Regions from separate parts of the Mus musculus genome. Here all the other regions are linked to region 3. Evidence: chromatin loops called from intact Hi-C (ENCODE). Cell type or tissue: heart. All regions are shown on one strand. Each heading gives the region's core, and the rest is flanking DNA. Links, peaks and the distances in the headings are about the cores only. Region 1 has its middle 18 kb from the start of Ndufb4. Region 2 holds the start of Ndufb4 (NADH:ubiquinone oxidoreductase subunit B4). Region 3 holds the start of Gtf2e1 (general transcription factor II E, polypeptide 1 (alpha subunit)).

Region 1 (6,161 bases), core at 797-5,796, 97 kb before region 3:
TGATTGAGATCCCATTGGGTCGAATCTTTGATTATGTTTTCTGATCCCTAGTGTTCCCCAACGATCTTCTCCTATCTTGGGGTCAAGTAGAGTATTCGTAACCCATCTCTATGCTCCTCAGGATAATTCGTAGATTATCTGAAGAAATTAGAATTATGTATAAGAATCTGCTAATGGTTAAATGTGCATGACTGCAGAATATGAACAGGACTTTAAGATGTCTAGAAACACACTCCCGACCCCCACCCCCACCCCCACGCCCCAGAGACAGGCTTTCCTTGTGTAACCCTGGCTGTCCTGTGCATGAAAAGATAGGGCTTTCAAACTCCCATCTGTATTTTCTGCTTCTGTGGAAAGTTTATTGTGTCCACATTTCTCTTTCAGAGTATCTATTTCTTCCTCTAAGCATGATAGCAACACTTCCATTCACTGCCCTCTTGGTTGCCTGGCAGAGTCAGATGTCTCATCTTGGTACCATGGCCAAGAGAAACACCCACCAAGCCACATCATCTACTTGTAGACCCTTCGTTGGCAGCCATCCCAGAAGTGCTCTGTGAACCTGGACCTCATAGTTAAGTTTCAGACCCAGAGGGCTAAAGAGGGCTCATCTGACTTGTGACTTCCAGGTTTCTCTTAGACATGGGTGACTGGTACAGTGCCAGTTATCTCGAGCAAACCTCACACTGGAGGTCAAGTTCAAGTTTCCACACTGTCATAAGGAGGACCGCCTTAGTTCTGACTCTGTCCCTGATCATCCTCGTTGTTTGTGTGTGGGCTCCTTTGAGTGTGTGAGTAGTTGCGGGTGAGAGTATGTATACGTGTATGTGTGGATGCATGCGAGGCAGAGGGCAACTTGGTGTTCCTGTTTAGGGAGCTCCTACCTTGCAGTTTGAGACAGTCTCTCCCTGAGTCCTAGCGCTCACTGACTAGGCTAGGCTGGCTAGCCAGGGAGTCCCAGGGACCTACCTGTCTGTGCTGGGTGATCATTTCTGGCTTTTTCATGTTGAGGCTGGGCATTAAACTCAGGTTCTCATGCTTGCACAGCATGTCCATTACCAATGGAGCTATCTTCCCTGTCCTCCAGCCCCCCTTTCTTTTCTTTTTTTGAGGTGGGGTTTTGCTATGCATTCTAGGTTGGCTCTGAACTCCTGGGCCTCCAACCTCTGCCACTCCCAAGGACTAGGATTAGAGGTATGCTGTCTTACTTGGCTAATTTTGGGTCACTTCTTTGCTTTGTCTCTTATTAGGTTCTAGAAGAATCTTGGACCTTGGAGAAGCTGGAAATAGCCAAGGCCATTTGAGGAATCTGTCTAGGCGGGTCTTGAGGGCTGCCATCTAATATGAAATTATTGAGGTGACGCTGAAAAAGAGACAAGGCGATAAGCTACTCTTGAAAATTTGCACAAAGACTTAAAAATCATATATGGATTTTTTTCTCAAAAATTAAAAACACTAAGTTTTCTAAAGAGGGTCTTATCAACCTTTTCCATAAAACATTGAAAGCAGCAGAGTGTGGAAAGAGTGCAGAGTGCCTTGAATGTTTGGTTTTACATCATCATTCTATAGGAAATGTTTGGCCTGCAGAAATTACTTCTCCAATTCTTCAGCACACCCTGCTCATCTGCAGATGAAGATTACTAGGAACTGTTGCTGCTTGATTTCCTTTTGTCATCTATTTGTGATCACAAGGGACACTGTCAGGACTAGACAATTGCCAGCCAATTTTCTGACCTCATACAAAGAGAAATTTGAGAAGCTGTTTGTAGGTTGGGAGTTGTCTGTCTGTCTGTTGTTTGTGCAAAATGAGTATTGACAGATTCATCCCCTACCCCCAATCCTGGAAAGTGAAGGTATTCAAACCCTACTTCTTATTGTCTTGCTGCCCCTGTCAAGTGAAAGTAGCCACGGTAGGCTCTAAGTGTTGCATGTCAGTATCCCTACCCACTTTCTTCTCTTCAAATGGAAGCCTGGTTTCTCAGGAAGCTGTTGGCTTAAGCTTCACTTCAGGCAAGATAAGATAACCCTTGTCTCAGATCAAGATTGCTAGAGGTTGGTGTGGACAGTGCCCAGGAACCCAAAGGCGAAGTCTGCAGAAGGTTTCCCTTCCTGAATAGAAAGACAGTATTTCCCCAGGTAAGAGACCTACCTTGACTATGTCCACACACCCTTTTGTCTTCTTCTCTTTGCTGTGTCCTAAATGTAGATGCAAAGGTCAAGAACAAAGATGTCTTAGTTAGGGCTTTATTGCTGTGGATAGACTCTATGATCACAGCAACTCTTATAAAGGGAAACTTTTAGTTGGAGCTGGCTGACATTTCAGAGGTTTAGTCCATTATTGTCATGGTGCACATAGTACAATATTGTCATGGTGGCACATGGCAGACATGGTGCTGGAGATGTAGGTGATCCAAAGGAGCAGGAGGAGAGAGTGAGCCACTCGGCCTGGCTTGAGCTTCTGAAACCTCAAAGCACCCCTCCCTGGTGGCACACTTCCTCCAATAAGGCTACACCTACTCCAACAAGGCTATTACCTCCTAATAGTGCCACTCCCTATGGGCCTATGGGAACCATTTTCATTCAAACCACCACAGAAAAGAACAACACAACATGCCAAGAATAGGGAGCAGAAAATCAGGAAGGCTATAGGTCCAGGACTCCTCTCTACCACCATTTTCCCCACCCTGAACTACTAACTTTAGACATCTTTAATAAGAGAAAACAGTAGCTGCTAAACTAATCTTAGATTTTCAGATACTTGAGTTGAGTAAACTCTTAATCAAATCATAATCTTTTATTAAGAGAAACGGAACATCCTTCAGACGTTTCACAGACTCTAAAATAAATGCTAATGAATGAACAAAATGCCCCCATTTGTCAAATTTCTGTTGCTGGGGTGCTATGGAATTACACGTGGTTGGCCCTCGGTAAGGCATTGCTGTTAATCATGCTGTTGTGGTTTGTACTGAAGCTCTGATATGACTTTAGATTTTAAAAATCTGGATTAGCCTAATGAAACTCCCAAGGGTCTCATGATTAGGCAAGAGTCCCCTGGGAAACGCTCTCAGACACTCACATGGAAACTGCTTTTTATCCAAACCGCTTTAAATCCTTGTCTTCCCTTCCACTTCACTTGATCTATTAATATACCCTGTTGAGTTCTTAAATTAAACCATATGATTTCTTTGCTCTTAGTCCTAAAGAAAACAAGGTGTCAACACTCCTGCACTTGATACATCTGTTTCCCATGGCATCAGAAGTGCACACTTGCCTCTTCAGCCAGATGCTAGTTTATTTAGGCACAACGACCTCCGCTTAGTCATTCGGGCAGCTCCTACAGCAGAGGGCACCAGAGTCTCCCGGAGGCAGGAGCTGAATACACTGAGTCATAAGGGTAACACTAAACGGTGCACATCATGTGGGCGGCTTCACAGCATCATCTCATTTAACCCCCACAAAATCCTAGGGAAATAAATCACTCATTCCTTTTAAGTAAGAGCACAAGGCTTAGAGAGGTTGTCACATGCTCAGGTTCATTTGGCTATAAAAGTGCAAACTGGATTGCAGAACCTATATTCTTAATGACCTTTCTGAAGCTGAAATGCATATGTAATGTTACTAATATCTACCTAATAATTAACTACCTAATAATTATATTGAAAGCTAGTATATTAAAATCAGCAGTGTCCCCAAACCCCACTGGAAAGAATAGCTACTTGTTATACAGTGCTTGTACCGTGATAGGTTTCATTCTGGTATTACAGTTTGTTATGAGTCCCTCACATGGGTGCTGGGAACTGAACTCAGGGCCTCTGGTAGAGCAGTCAGTTCTCTTACCACTGAGTGATCTCTCCAGTCCCTCAGTAATTTACTGGTCTTGACTTATATATCTGCCTTGGCTAGTGCTGAGAAGTAGATGCTGTCTAAACACTAACGAGTTTCTTACTTCCCAGGTAAACCCTCACCCCATGCCACTACCTTCATGCCCGTTAACATTTACTGGAAAATGAAGCTTTATGGTCCATTTCCAAATCTTTTTTTTTTTTTTTTTTTTTTTTTTTTTTTTTTTTTTTTAGTTGACCCCAAAAACCTGGTACCAGGATCTCTAGAAACAGAGCTATGTTCATTACTGATTTTAACTTTCTAAAACACTGGTCTTCAGCCTGAGGCTCAAGTTCCCATAGTCTTGTTCTATCACTGGTGTTTCTAGTTGGTTGGTCTGAGGTATAACCTGGGCACTGGAAATTAAAGATATGTGAATGATCAAATACACACTTGATGCTGAGACCCAGTGTTTGTTCATGCTTAGCACTCTTTGTTGGGTGGGACTGTCCCATGCACTACAGTGTACTTATCAGTGGGCCAGAAGCTGATGGCTTTTTTCGATGGGTTGTATTGAGGGTAAAGGAACAAGGTGACCTGTTGAGAATCACTAGTCTAGGGACATTTCTGGTAACCTAGACAGTGAGAAGACCTTTAGGAAGAAAAATGAGAAGGGTAACTGGTATCACACTATCTTTTAAATGGCAGAATATACAGAAATGCCAAGGAGGTCTTGCTGGAAATCCTCCTGTCACCAGAAGAAACTTAATCAGGGTGCTTTTTTGTTCTTTGGGATTTCTCATTCCAAGTTAAAAGATGACAATATTATTTTTGGAGAATTAATTAAGGAAATGACACAAATTTTCCTAATTGATCTGAGGCACACAGAAGAAAAGCAAATCTTTTTTATTTTTTAAATTAGTGTGAACAGTCTGGCCTGGGTGAGATCTCGTCTCAGGCTGGGGAGTCGCTGCTGTATGTGGAGAGATAAAGTACAGAGTCCTGGGTGCTAAGTGTATGTATGGAAACCCACGCCATGCATCTGGCTTCAGGAGGAGCTCCGTGCCCAGCTGATAACAGAGCATCAAGAGTGAGTCAGAGCTGAGGTGCTGGCCGTACAGCGTAGGGTTAACCACGTGGGGTTCATAACTCCGTGGAGGAAAGGCTGGGGCTTGTCAGTAGAGGACGTTAGTGGTGGACTTAGTTTGGGATTGGAAGTACTATGAAAATTGGAGAGTGGAGGGGGAAGGAGGGATGGGTGCAGTAGTGAGACGTGCCTCTGGGCGGAGCTTAATCCTTTCAAGAGTTGCAGGGAACCAACCAGCGCTGACCGCAAACCTCGGAGGTACAGAGCAAGAGCCTCTCCATCTTTATTCACAAAATCCCATTCATCGTTGCTTGAGCGCTATACCCAAACAGCCATTCTTTTGCTGTGTTCTGATTTGACACCAGCAAGAGTGGCGGGTAACCATGAGCTTAGCAGCCGTCCCAGCCCTGCTCGCAACTCCGCTTTCCACAAGTCCTCTCAGGTCCACTCAGAAGCAGATGTTCTCCGTTCTCTGTTGCTACCTCACTAGTTCAGGACAGTGTCAGGATTTTCGATAGCGTTTTTGTTGTCGCTTATTTTTGTTTTGTTTTGTTTGTTGTTGTGTTGGGTTTGTTTTTGTTTTGTTTTTGCTTCTCTTCTTCTGCCTATGGGCATCTCATTCCGATTCTTCTTTCAGCTCTTTGAACCCAGAAGGTGTTTGGTTGTCATATTTTCCTTCTCATCCCACCCCAGCCTGCCCCTACCCCCAGTGGCTTCCTGCTTCCTCTTTATATCTAGCTAAAGGTCACTTCTCCACTGAAGACCTCACATTCTAAAGAAAGGCTTCCTCCAATAGGGGGAAGGATTGAAAGCCAGGAAGGAGATACGAACTCTGAAGAAAGATCAACTGAGTCTTCTAACCTGGACCCTTGGGGCTCTCAGAGATTGAACCACCAACCAAAGAACATACATACATGAGCTGGACCTAGGCTCCCTGTACATATTGTAGCAGATGTGCAGCTCACTCTTCATGTGGTCCTGAACAACTGGAGCGAGGGCTATCCCAAAAGCTTTTGCCTGTATGTTGGATATGTTCTTCCAGCTGGGCTGCCCTGTTTGGCCTCAGTGGGAGAGGGAGCACATAGCCTCACAGAAACTTTAAGTGCCTCCTGTGGGGGGAAATAACCAGTGGGGCCCATCTGCTCAGAGGAGAAGAGGAGCGGGGACGGAGAGAAGGATTGTGAAAGGGAGCAAATGGGAGGGGGCAGTGAATAGGTTGTAAAGTGAATAAATAGAAAGGAAGAAAGAAAGAAAG
Region 2 (6,161 bases), core at 794-5,793, 110 kb before region 3:
TGCCCATAGAGCAGTGCTGTGCTCAGCGTTGGTTGGAGAAGCTTCTTCTTCTCTTTCTCCTCCTCCTCCTCCTTCTTCTTTTTCTTCTCATTCTCTTCTCTTCTTCCTTCTCCTCTTTCTTTCTCTCCCCTAACCCCCAGTGGCAGAAACATGTAAATCATCAAAGGGCTGATAAGTAGTGACTGTCAAATGCTCATCACTAAATGGGACATCGAAATCACACCCTTAAAGGTTCAGGAAACATCTCAGAGGAGAGAGTGGAAAGAAGGTAAGAGTTAGAGAAAGGTCTGGAGTGTTGTGGAGCACCGTCTTCTGGGAATGAAAGAGCAATTGCTCTCATGAGTTGGCAGAAGCCGTGATTACCAGCACAAGGCTTGTACAAGATTGGGTCCTTTAGCATTCTAGTATGGTTTGGAGAAAGACTCTTCAGGCCCTCTCTCTTCCTGGGGATCTATATATAGGTGGTCAACTATTGCTGGGGGAGGAGTCAACTCATGAGGCCCCATTTTTCTCAGATGAGCTAATGGTTGCTTGGGGAAGACATTTTCTCCAGTGATGTAGCTACTGGTTGTCCATGCTTTTCTAAATAACTCCTCACCCATACTCCTGTATGTAACTAATTAGACTCTCTGGACCACCAGTAAAAAGGACATGAGAGCAGGAGGAGGAGGAGCTGGGAAGAGGACGGGACTCAGTGGGAGCAGAGGGGCACAGGAGAGTGACAGTGGATGAATACGATCAACATACATTAGACATGTGGATGAAAACGTCCCGTGAAACCCATCGTCATGGAAACTGACAAGGCATCCCATCATTATTCCAGTGGGAATAACCGGTATTTGAGGACTTGAAATACATAGAACAGAGTAGCATGTGATACACAGTAAGCACTCAGTGAATTGTATGTCCCTGCAAAACAAAGCCAAATCCCAGGCCTTTAACAGTCATCTTGAGTCATGTTTATGAGAACTCAAAAGCACAGGAATAACCCCTTAAACGCATGCAAATATTTCACTTTAATAATGCTTCTCTTTCACAAATACATCCCTTTCCAACTTTGTAAATGGGCAGCTTATACTCACATACTCCCTGAATTCCTTTATTCTTTTCACCTTCTCTTCCCATATCAATGTCTTAAAAGGGTTTTTTAAAATCTTATTTATTATTTAGAATTTTACATCCTAAACCTGCATCTTTGAGAACAACTTTCTTCCCCCCCCCCATTTCCCCTCTCCTCCCCTTCTCCATCCCCGTCCCTCCCGCCCCCCTTCTTTAAATTGAGTGTAATAATTTTTCTACTGCCCTGAAGCAGGCTTTCTTATGAGTCGATTTAGCTTCATATTCATTTGGACATGGAACTACTTTGCAGATATCCTGCTCTGCCTGTTCACTGCATGACTGTCAGCTACGGGGGGGTGGGGGGGTGGGGGGGTGGGGGGGGCGGATAACAAGGATCCAGCTTCCATTTCTTGTGTAATTTCTCTACTGAGCCCAGAAGATTGACTAAGACGGAATGGTGTAAGGTATGCTTCATGCAGGGGTGCTTAATAAATATTTTAAAACAGTATTAGAGTGTTGAATAAATTTGACAGCAGTGCTGTTGCTCATCACTTCAGTGCCAACACTTTCTAGGCCCTGTCACTGCCTAGCAACCACTCCCCCCACATACCTACATGTCCCCGGAAGTTTGAGCCAAGTTGAAGCTCTTTTTTGATCTAGCTTTCCTTGTTGGTGTTATTGTTTCCATTGTTGCCTCCTGAGGAGTGTTTTATGGGAAGCTAAGGACCCTGCTGTGTGCCTTGAAGTTGATCTTTCCCCTTAGTGATAGTGTGTGGGGGTGGGGGTGGGGGAGTGAGGAGTGTGAGTGGGAGGGAGTAAGGAGGGGTGGTGACAGGGGGTGGAGCATTGGAGGGGGGATGGGAGCGGGAGGTGCAGAGATGCTGAGAGCTGCATGTTACCTTCATTTACTCTCCAAATCATCTTTCCTGTTCTTATTCTCTTGAAACAGAGGTTTGTGGTGTACCCCAGGCCGGCCTTGAGCTCAGAGCTCCTGCCTCAGCCTCCCAAGGGTTTGCGGGAATGCACTGTTATTCTGCTTGTTACTTTCCTATCTGAAAGGATGTCTTTTACTTTCAGCACCTGAGGAGTGCTGAGGATTTAAGAGAGGTGTTTTTGTTTTGTTTTGTTTGCATTTTCACTAAGGTATTTACTCAGGAGTTTCATTCTTTATTATTTTCTGATCTACTACAGCCAGGTAAAACTTGCTCTGTAACCCCACTCTCCTTTTAAACAGTATTTTATGTCTTCAAAAGATAAGCTTATACTTAGGTGGTGAAGAACCAGTCTGCCTCCATCTTAGGTTTAAAAGCCATCTGATAGTAAAGACAAACTAAGTTAAACAAATTAACTTGATGAATTAAAGCTGTTAATTAATCAAAGATTGGGCTATGCCCCACCTGTAACCTTAACTACAAATGGTTCTGTACTGCCTGTTCCAGGAATAGCACTCACATTTTTGTTTCAAAAAGTTAATGTTTATCTTGCAAAAGGTTTGTATGGGTACCTTGTATGACTACCTGCTGTTATGACTGCCTTTGTGTCTTTGTTTCAGGAGACTAACTTATTATGCCTATATTCTGCTCCTGTAACTCCTATTTTGCCACAAATCCCCCATTTAGAACTCCTCTACCTCTGAGCTATAAAAGCCTTCCTCACATCCAATGAACCTTGCCTTAGGAGGAGGCAGGGGGAGGCAGCTCGTGTACAGGAATAAAAACCTGACTTTAATTAATCTGGACGAGATGATCTGAGTCGGTGGTCTTTCTCCTCCCATCTTTGGGGTTAACAGTGGATTGGTCCTAAAGTGGTAACCTTTAGAAAGCTTATTCTCTTTTTTGTTTGGGGTGGGGCGTAGCTAGGGAAATGTTTGAAAAGCAATTTCATTGTTTTCAATGTCTCATTTAATTCCAACAACCTTGCTAGGAGTGCAGAGTCAAGGTCATTTCTCCAGGGTAAGAAAAAGGAAATTTGGGAGACACTAATGACCTTGACTAATGACAAGGTCACCCAGGTTGGAAGAACCCACCCTGGACTGTAGGACTTCAGGAGTCACAGACAACCCAGTTTCCCAGTCTCCTCTAGTCTACTCAACTTCAGGAAATCAGTTCTGCAAACAAGTAGTAGCACAGAGAGAAAAGGAGTTTACCACCAGACAAGAGGAGGCAAAACGAGAAGCAGTGCGCACGCGCAGAATACGCGGGACGAGGGCGTGAAGGAGGATTGGCAAAGGCTCCACCCAGCCTCGAACCCCACCCCTCTCCCGCCCCTTCCTGCCAGAGCGCCTTGTGCGCGCGCAGGCGCACTTCCTGAGCCTGAAGGTCAGACTCGAGAGGGCAGCCCTCATATCCGCGCAGGCGCAGATGTGCGCCGGGAGTCAAGATGTCGGGTTCCAAGTATAAGCCTGCGCCCCTGGCCACTCTCCCCAGTACCCTCGACCCTGCCGAGTATGACGTGTCTCCGGAGACCAGAAGGGCGCAGGTCGAGCGCTTGAGCATAAGGGCCCGGCTTAAACGGGAGTATCTGCTTCAGTACAACGACCCCAAACGCGTGTCGCACATCGTGAGTGGGGCCGGGCGGGACTGTGGGCCGGGGCAGCCGCATCTCGCGTGGGCACACGCGGGGCCGCCCAGCTCCCTCCGTGTGCTGGACACCGGCCCCGAGCCGCACAGCCCTTGGCCCTTCAACTTCGGCCTTCGGCTCAGTGGTCAAAGGGATCGGACGGCTTCCCCCTTGGTTTAGAGAAACTTGTTCCACTCTGCATAGTCTCGGCTTTCTTGTCTGAAACATGGCCATAATATGGTCCTTCATATCTTTTGAGGCAGATTAACACATGACTGACTAATCTAGCACAGTATCTTCCTCGAAAAGGGCGTGCTCAAGCCCGGTTCTCCCAAGTGTACTGCATAAAAAGCTGTTTTGTGCCATTCAGCTCCTAACTCTCAAGGACACTTCTTTCTTTCTCTTGAGAATAGGGGTTGTTCAAATGAAGTGTGTTATAGAAGCTGAGGCTTTGATGCATTCGGCTTTGGAAGCAGACCTCATGGCCCCATATAATAACCAACTATGATCCCTGGGCAATTTACGTAATCCCTCTCAAACCATAGCTTTTTTGTGTTCTCGTGGAAAATGGTGTGCATCCGTCAGATTTGTGAAATCAAACAAGAAAGTACGTAGCATTACTATGTATGTAACATACATCACTAAAAAAATATTTTGGCAAGTGTGCTTTTAGACAGTTTCTTCTGTAAAAGCTGTCTAAATATCTCAAATGGGATTTTTTTTTAAATAAAGATTTTCCAACAATTGCATACATATTCTCTATCATTTTTGAAAGTTAGAACAACCAAGGGAAAGTTACACAAAGTGGTCAGGTTCAATGCTAGTCTCCAGGTGGCTCAGAATGCCAGGTCCTCCAGCCACAGCCTCACATACTGGGGTTACTGCCACTTGAAACCCATGCCTGGTCTGAAAGACATTTAAAAAAATTAAATGTCGCAGTCATTCACAGAGGTTACTGTGTTAGTCTCTTGGCTTTCTAGATGAGACTGTATGGACAGTGACACCCAGAAACAGGTCACACACCCTAGTCTGTGTGACTTATATTACCTTCTGCACAGATAGAGTATCCTCAAGCAGACCTTTGTTTACATGGTGAAAGAGATACACCTGTTCTATACTATAAGCTAGATAGCATGGGATTGTTACTATTTTTTTTTTTTTTTCAGACAGGGTCTGAATATACAGCAGCCCTGGCTGTCCTGGAAATCAGTATGTAGAACAGGCTGGCCTTGAACTCACAGAGATCAACCTGCCTCCGCTTTGTGAGTGCTCACATTAAAGGCATGAACCACAACACGGGGCCTGTTTGTTTGTTTAACTTTTTAAAAGTAACTAGAGTAAGGCCTCAGTCAGATGTGAAGTTTGAACCCCCAGTCGTCTGTTTTTTGATCTCTGTAACCCAGGGAAGTTTCCATTTCGCATCTCTAATAGAAATAGAGACACCTGCCTCCTTAGCTGCCCCATTAATCGTTTACCAGCCAAAACTTGTGCACCCTTTGTCTAGTCTTTAGGGGTAACTAATTAGGTCAAAAATAACTGCTCAGGACCTATTATGAGACGAAGATGCTGAGTTGAGAGTACAAAGCCAGCTGGAAGTCCCTGGCCTTGTAGAGCTACCTGTGTTTGGAATGGGGATGACAAATACTAAGTGCGTTAGAAATCTGAATCATTTGGTGTTTGAGCCGGTGGTGAGTGGTACAGAAAATAAGGGTGGGGTCAACCCTGCGTGCACCAGGGAAGGAAGCACCTGTTTGGAACAGGGCTTTGGGCATCTTGTTTTTGTTTGTTTGTTTTGTAGTGTTTGGGATCAAATCCATGGTCTCACATGGGAGGGAAGCGCTCACCACTGAGCCACAATCCCATTCTTGGAGCATGACATTTAAGTAAGGATCTGAAAGAAGTGAACCAAAGGAGTTAGCTTGAGGGAAAGGGAAAGAGTGTGCCAATTAGAAGACACTGTAGGTACAAGACCAGCTCTAGCATTTAATATATCTCAAACTATACCAGAGAGCTATTTCAAAATATGTTAGCAGACCTAGTACTCAGGAGGTGGAGCCAAGTTTCATTTTATGTCCTTATAACATGATTGCCTTTTTAAAAATAACATCTTTATTAATTGTGTTATTTTATTTTATATTAGATGCATTGGTGAGAATTACATAGAATGTATTTCGATGATGAAGTTTTGTTTCTTATGAGACTGTTATGGATAAAATAGTGGGGGGTACAGTGACAAACCGAAGTCAAAGAGATCCCTGCGACTTGATCACATGGACCTTGTATGACATTGTAAAGATCTCTACTGAGGAGGCAGTCACATAACGGAGACTTAACAAAATCTCTCAAGTTTGTTTCCTCAAGAATTGTCTGGGAGGAAGTGAGGGCAGAGAGGGAGGAGCTAGGAGGCCTCTGCAGCAGTTAAATCTCTGTAGTAGTTAAATCTCGCAGTTAATGGGCTCTGTGACAGTAGTTGTGAGATGGCAAGGTGTGGTGAGAATAGGATGGGCGGTATTAAAAGCAGATCCAGCCGGCTTCAGCAGGGT
Region 3 (6,161 bases), core at 775-5,774:
CACAATCTCTTAAAAGCAGCTGGAGAAAAGAAATTCCCTTAAGAGGGAATAATAACTAATTGAATAGAAAAATTTTAATCAGTATATCAGAGCCTACACCACACAGCATCAAAGGACAGAGGAAAACAGCTGGTAATATCACTATCACTTCTTAATTTGTCCCCATTTCCTTTGTTTACTGTGTGTGTGTTTGTGGGAGTGCACGTGCCAGGGCATACATATGAAAGCCAGAGGACAGCTTGCTGGAGTTGGTTCTTGTTTCCACCATGTGAATCGGTAGGAACTGAACTTGGGTCCTTAGCCTCAACAGCAAGGGTGTTGACCTGGTGAGTTGTTCTAACAAGGCCCTGTACTTGTTCTTAATTCAGTGGTAAGAAAACGTGCCAACAGATGACAGACTTGCCCAGAATTAAACATTATGACTTAATTTAGTGGAAACTCTATCGAGTACCTAACTGTGACACAGAACAGACAGTCTACTCAAGGCTCTGGAAGTTTTTTCCTTTACATGGTATGACTAGGCCCAAATTTGCAGTCTTAGAGTTACAGCTTTAGGCAGAACTATTTATGGAAGATACTAACTTTATTATTTATGGAGGATATTAACATTATCACTCCAAATCTAGTGTTTAAAATAAAAGCCTGTGCAAACAGACAACTGGGCTCACGTGTTACTTTCGCTTCTCACGAGTTGAATGAATTTGGTTGTTATTTACTCCTCTATGACTGAGTTTCTGTGTTTGTATTTCACAGTTTAAGAAAGATGAAACAAGGAATGACAGTACTGACACACAGTGGGAGCTAAATCAATCCCAGTTATTAGTGTTAATTTTAATTAAGTCCTATAAATTAATCACGGGATCTGAAGGACTTATGCTTAGTATGACTAAGGAAAAACTAAACAAGAACACGCACTCTGATATCCACCGAGCAGCCCACAGTCCATGACGGATTTCCTAACACTTGATTGTGGCACAGAAGATGGACGAGTGAAGATTTCCCAACACCTGTAAAGATACAAGGTCTCTTTAGTCAGCTGAACATGGAACCCTAAATGGGACATTTATACCACCTCTTCCAAGCCAGGGAACATCTAACAAATTGTTTGAATACCTCCCGTGACAGGATCCATGATGCCATGCTACCATACTCAAAGGACTTTGGTGCCTACATGTAGGTCTGAAAAAAGCAGCTAACCACATGGTCCCAGACTTATCCTCTGAATGACGATGATGGTAATTCCACTTGCTTTCCTTCATCATGCCTATTAATTTTGAAGCAATGCTTCACCCCCTTTTAGATCTATTGGGCTCAGGCAATCTTTTCATTAACACTAAAGGGCACCTCTTCAAGAGCTAGGTGGAGAGGAAAGAGATGAGTCTTCTATTTTCATGGCTATGAGTCTTTTATTTGCGGGTGTGGAGTCACTCATTCATTTACCTGGCTGTTGTTAATTGTATCAAACACTTGGGAAATCTCTTTGTTGTGCAATGTTATATATAGACCTATCATTAATATTTACTTTTTATTATAAAAACTCTATTACCAAAAACTGAGAAAGTATAAAAAAAAAAAAACCAAACAACAACATCACCTTAGAGCACTATTGCCAGCCATATGACTTTCTCTATTATACCATGTTGTTATTGTGATCATATACAAAGTGTACTTAAAAACAAACAAAAGAACCGCATGGGGCTCAGTGCTTGCCCTACAAGCATGAGAACCCGAGTTGTGTTCACAGAACTGACACACAGCAGCCAGGCAAAGAGGCACACGTCTCTAATGTCAGTGCTGGGGAGGCAGAGAGAGGCAATCCCTGATGTTTGTTGGCCTGACAGCCTTAGCCTAGGGGCTCCAGGCCAAGGGGAGAGCTTGTCTTAAAGAAGGTCGGCGGCTGTAGTGGCTATTCTTGGTTGTCAGCTGGACTATATCTGGAATGAACTACAATCCAGAATTGGAGGGCTCACTGTGATCCTGATCTCGTGGCTGGGAGATTCAAGTTTCTGACCTGGATCTTGAGGCATAGTGGCTATGAATCCCAGGAGACTAAGACAAGGAGATCTCTGAGTTCAAGGTCATCTGGGACAAAGCAAGTCCCAGCACCAGGCAGGGAGGCCTACACCTTTAATCTGGGCTACACCTTCTGCTGGAGACCTACTTAAGGACATTGGAAGGAGGAAGATTCTTCTTCGTTTGCTTGCCTTGTGGGACTGAGCAACTGCTAGATCCTTGGACTTCCATTCACAGCTGCTGCTGACCATTGTTGGGGAGTTGGGCTACAGACCGTAGGTCATCAACAAATTCCCTTACTATAAGAAACTACCCATAAGTTCTGTGACTCTAGAGGACCCTGACTAATACAGTGGCAGAGGCAGGTGTATCTCTTCATTTTAGGCCTGCCTTGTTTATATAGTGAGTTTTAGACTAGCCTGATATACATAGCTAGTTCTACGTTAGTCAGGACTACTTAGTGAGACCATGTCTTACCCCACACCCACTCCCCAGCAACAAAGCTTGCAGTGGAAGAACTGGAATGTTTTTTGTGGCTCCTGGTAGGAGCTCTCCCCTCTCTGGAACCAAAACTTCTAGGCCAGCAGAACCTAGGGTTGTGGGGACAGGAAGCAAAAATTTTCCTAGAGGGTCACTAGGAGTGATAGTGAGTGGAACTAGTCCCTTTTCCACCCATAGACTCCGCGCCCCCCACCTCCCGCCACGCCACCACGTCGACAAAAGGAGCAAAGTCCTCTGGGAAGTGTAGTTTTAAGGTCTTGAAAGGAATTTCAGCTGTCGACCTAAGCGCTAGGCAGCTGGGGGGGTAAACAGCGAAGAGAGAGCGGTGTCGGGAAGCTCGGGCGTGTTGGTAGTCCCAGACGTGGGTTAAGCGGCTCACCTGAGTCTCCCAACACCAGAACCTTCACCCGATCCAGGGACGCCATCTTGCCACGATTTCCTTGAGGTTGACGCCCGTTCCTGGATTCTCACCAATCAGCGCAGGGCTTGTGGGCAGGGCAAATCATCTCATTGGTCGGTCAGAGCGTGACTGATCGAAAGCTTCGGGGTGCGGATTAGCGGGCGGTTTCCAAACCGGTCGCAGGAATTAGGCGTTCGTCCTTGTCTCGCAAGTGGCGTGGGCTGGCTGAAGCCGGTAGTTGAGGTGCTGAGGGCGGCTGTAGTGGGAGTGTTCGAGCATCCACTTGGGTAAACCTCATTCTCCCGTCCTTGTTCCCGGTTTCTGACCTGGCGTGGCATTTCATGGTTTCTTCTATCCGTCCCCTTCCTTGTCTAGTCCCCTCTCCTCGGCCACCTCTTGCTTTGGTCCTCTTCTTAGTCTTCTAAAGAACCATTGCCCCGGAGCGGCCCATGTGCGACCTCGGGTAGGACGGGCTTGGCGGCGTCGAGTGTGGCCCGGGAAGCCCCTGGGCGCGTCTGAGGGACTGTGGGGTCTCGGGGTCTGGACATGTCTGAACACAGCTGGTGGAGGGCACCTCGGTCCGGAGCTGTCTCCGTCGTAGGACGAAGGAATGGAGAGTTCGTAAAATACAGTAACAGAAAACTGTAGAGGCTCTGTAGGATCCACGTTCTTCTAGAACTTGGGAAGTAGTATTTAAAAATAGTCTAACTAAAAGGGCTTCCTGCACCCACTTTGTGTTTTTTTTTTAAATCCCTTTTCATCCAGCATAGTTTTTTCAAAAATCACAAGTTTAATGTAGTAGCTCCTTGCTTAAAGCAATTACAAGTTAAATTTAAAAAGAAAAAAAAAAGATGGCTTATAGCGCTCATTATTGGGATGCAGGTGTGAAACAAGTGATTTGTGTGGAAGCTGGCAGGATGGATATGCTACAAGAACACGTGCCCAGAGGATGTATTGAAAGTTCAGGTATCTCAGTAGAATATGCTAGGCGCTAGCATTAATGAACAAGAGGCCTTCGAAGTAGAAACTGTACAAATTCTGAGGAAATGCGAGGGAGAGTGTTGGATGCCACTGTTGGGGATTTGAGAAGGCCAGGAAACATTACCCAAAGCCTAACTACAGTAGGAGAAAGGTTTGGGCTTAGCTTTGAGGACTGAGGGTGGATATGAGGATGACTTTGCTAAAAAAGCAGAGTGGTTTGAACTTTTGATTCTCCCAGTTCCACACCAGGGGCACAGTGGTCCTTAAAAGTTTTTACAACTAGAATCTAGGTCTGGACTGGGTAAGGTGACGTTGGGAGATGAGATGCCTGATTACTGTGAAGAGAAGAAGATAAATGAAGACCACTAGCTACCACACCAAGAAGCCTCCACAGACAGAGAAGTTACTTAAGTGTCACCTGCCATAGAGACTAGCTAATATAGGAACATGGTCTGACTTTGGCCATTTACTTCCAATCTGCAAGAGGAGTAGGCAGTTGGGATTTATAGGCACCCAAGATTTTTAAATGTCGACAACCAATTCATAAAGTTGTTGAAAACGTTCTGTATGGGCTGTCAGTTTTAGAACTTGATTTAAGGAGCTTTAAGAAGCCCAGAGATTGAATACTCTTGATTTATCTTAATTGGGGATGTGGGGAAGGAGCAAAGCCCTGTGTGAGAAAGGCTCTTTAATTATTTTATATGTGAAGAAATGAAGGCTGTGGATTTTCTGGGGCTAACACTAAGAAGCTGACCTGGGATTTCCAAGCTTCAAACTATTGGCTGGAAGAGTATTGATAACGTCCCTTTGTACTGATTTTCAGGACACCCAGAGGAGTATCAGACAGAGGAAACAGGCTGAACAGCAAGTACTAGTCCTCTCCATGCAGGATGTTCATTTGAAGGATACAAAATGGTCATGGCCATGGGACAGATTAGAGCAATGATCAGGGACTTGTTGCACATTAGAGTAATCTAAAGGCATTTTAAAAGTAGCTGCGTTCCTAATCTGGCCCTTCTATAGTAACTGAAACAGAACTCTTGGAAATGGGGCCCAGTGTTAGTAGACTTAAAAATGTTGCCTAGGTGATTGCTTTACAGTCAGGGTTGAGAACCAATGGTCTGGAGCATACAGTGTCTGAGGTGGGACAGAGGAGAGCAAAGCAATGGAAAGGAAGTCAGAAAACAATAGGCTGTGCTGGCGTCCATCTGTCCTTAGGCATTTTGCGTGTTTCTGAGGCCATTATGTCCTATTCTGTCAGCTGCTGAGCATGCAGAAAGCAAAATGTGGTTCTTAGTACACTGTGTAGGTGAAATTGGAAAAGCGACCAAAATGTATCTGGTACTGTGCTTGGGATTCTGAGGTGGCAGTGAACCCAGACCTATTTAAATATCTAGGGTGACAAAGGCTTTGGGGTTGCCAGGTTTAGACTAGTAAGTCCAGGTGTTGCCTTGTTTTCTCTGTGTATGTTCAGTACTACAGTGCTGTATCTACAGTGCTCTGCCTGGTGTTGTTTAAAGTATATGTTGTAACTAACTTTCTTTCTATTTTTCCTTTATTATAGATATGACCTTATAACATACTTGTGTACACTGATTATTTAGGATATATTGCAGATATTACAACATTTCTTACAGAATGAAGCATTACATCTGATAGGGTTGGCTACTTCAGAGTTCAAATTAAAAGTTCAGTTGAAACTGATATTAATGACAATATAACTTCTTAGAAATAGTTCAGGGGGATGTCTATTAAAAGTTTCCTATATCTTACAGAAATCTGAAGTATAGTCAGCGTGAATAGGCTGGCTAGTTTCAGTATGGATCATACTGAAGTTACATGAAAGCTAGCCTAGCTAATAAGTCCTTTTAGGCCCCCACTGAACATTTTCACTAATCACAAGCACCACGTTTCCTTTGGAGTAAAGCGTAGCTTGAACTTAAGGACTTTTCAGGCTCCTACAGCACACAAACAGCTCGTCTGACTGGGGTCCAGGTGCTGTGCCGCGTGAGAGACTTGAGAGGACAACTCAGGCCTGTGGCCTGGACCTTATATGCAGTCAGCTTCTGCTCTGCTCTTCAAGGGACCCACTATTTAAGGGTGTCTTACTTCATCTCCCTCCATTTTTTAAAATATAAAAGGTGCTTACTTAATGATCAGATAGGACTTAAAAGTTGGTAATGCACTTTGAGCTTAGCATTAATTTCTTTCAATTATTGCAGTCCTTAATTTTGTCAACACCCCCCCTGGCTGGCAGTTACTTAGG

The links. Peaks named below come from ENCODE experiments on the same cell type or tissue, not always from the same donor. Only the 100,000 strongest peaks of a DNase experiment are listed, where the experiment ranks them.
Region 1: a loop joins it to region 3, with 1.8 times the contacts of the local background. A loop is called at or near these places in 5 of 42 quality-filtered maps.
Region 2: it touches region 3 in a loop (2.9-fold over the local background); 15 of 42 quality-filtered maps call a loop at or near these places.

The regions. Positions count from the first base shown.
Region 1 is chr16:37,633,491-37,639,651 of GRCm38, reverse strand. No RefSeq gene overlaps it. Among named protein-coding and RNA genes, the nearest start is that of Ndufb4, 18 kb to the left of the region's middle. In heart, for the core only: a CTCF peak has its summit at 3,345 (motif pointing right); no DNase peak of the experiment used is centred there; H3K4me3 peaks cover 413 bases.
Region 2 is chr16:37,651,637-37,657,797 of GRCm38, reverse strand. It overlaps Ndufb4 (NADH:ubiquinone oxidoreductase subunit B4), which reads left to right and starts at 3,430. Exons shown (of 3, transcript NM_026610.1): 1 at 3,430-3,618. The coding sequence starts at 3,439. In heart, for the core only: no CTCF peak of the experiment used is centred there; a DNase peak (open chromatin) is centred at 3,337; H3K4me3 peaks cover 2,086 bases; H3K27ac peaks cover 2,977 bases.
Region 3 is chr16:37,536,693-37,542,853 of GRCm38, reverse strand. Gtf2e1 (general transcription factor II E, polypeptide 1 (alpha subunit)) reads left to right here and starts at 3,065. Exons shown (of 5, transcript NM_028812.4): 1 at 3,065-3,201. Rabl3 (RAB, member RAS oncogene family-like 3) reads right to left here and starts at 2,960. Exons shown (of 8, transcript NM_001042499.1): 1 at 2,894-2,960; 2 at 916-1,007. The coding sequence starts at 2,939. In heart, for the core only: no CTCF peak of the experiment used is centred there; a DNase peak (open chromatin) is centred at 3,013; H3K4me3 peaks cover 2,837 bases; H3K27ac peaks cover 2,548 bases.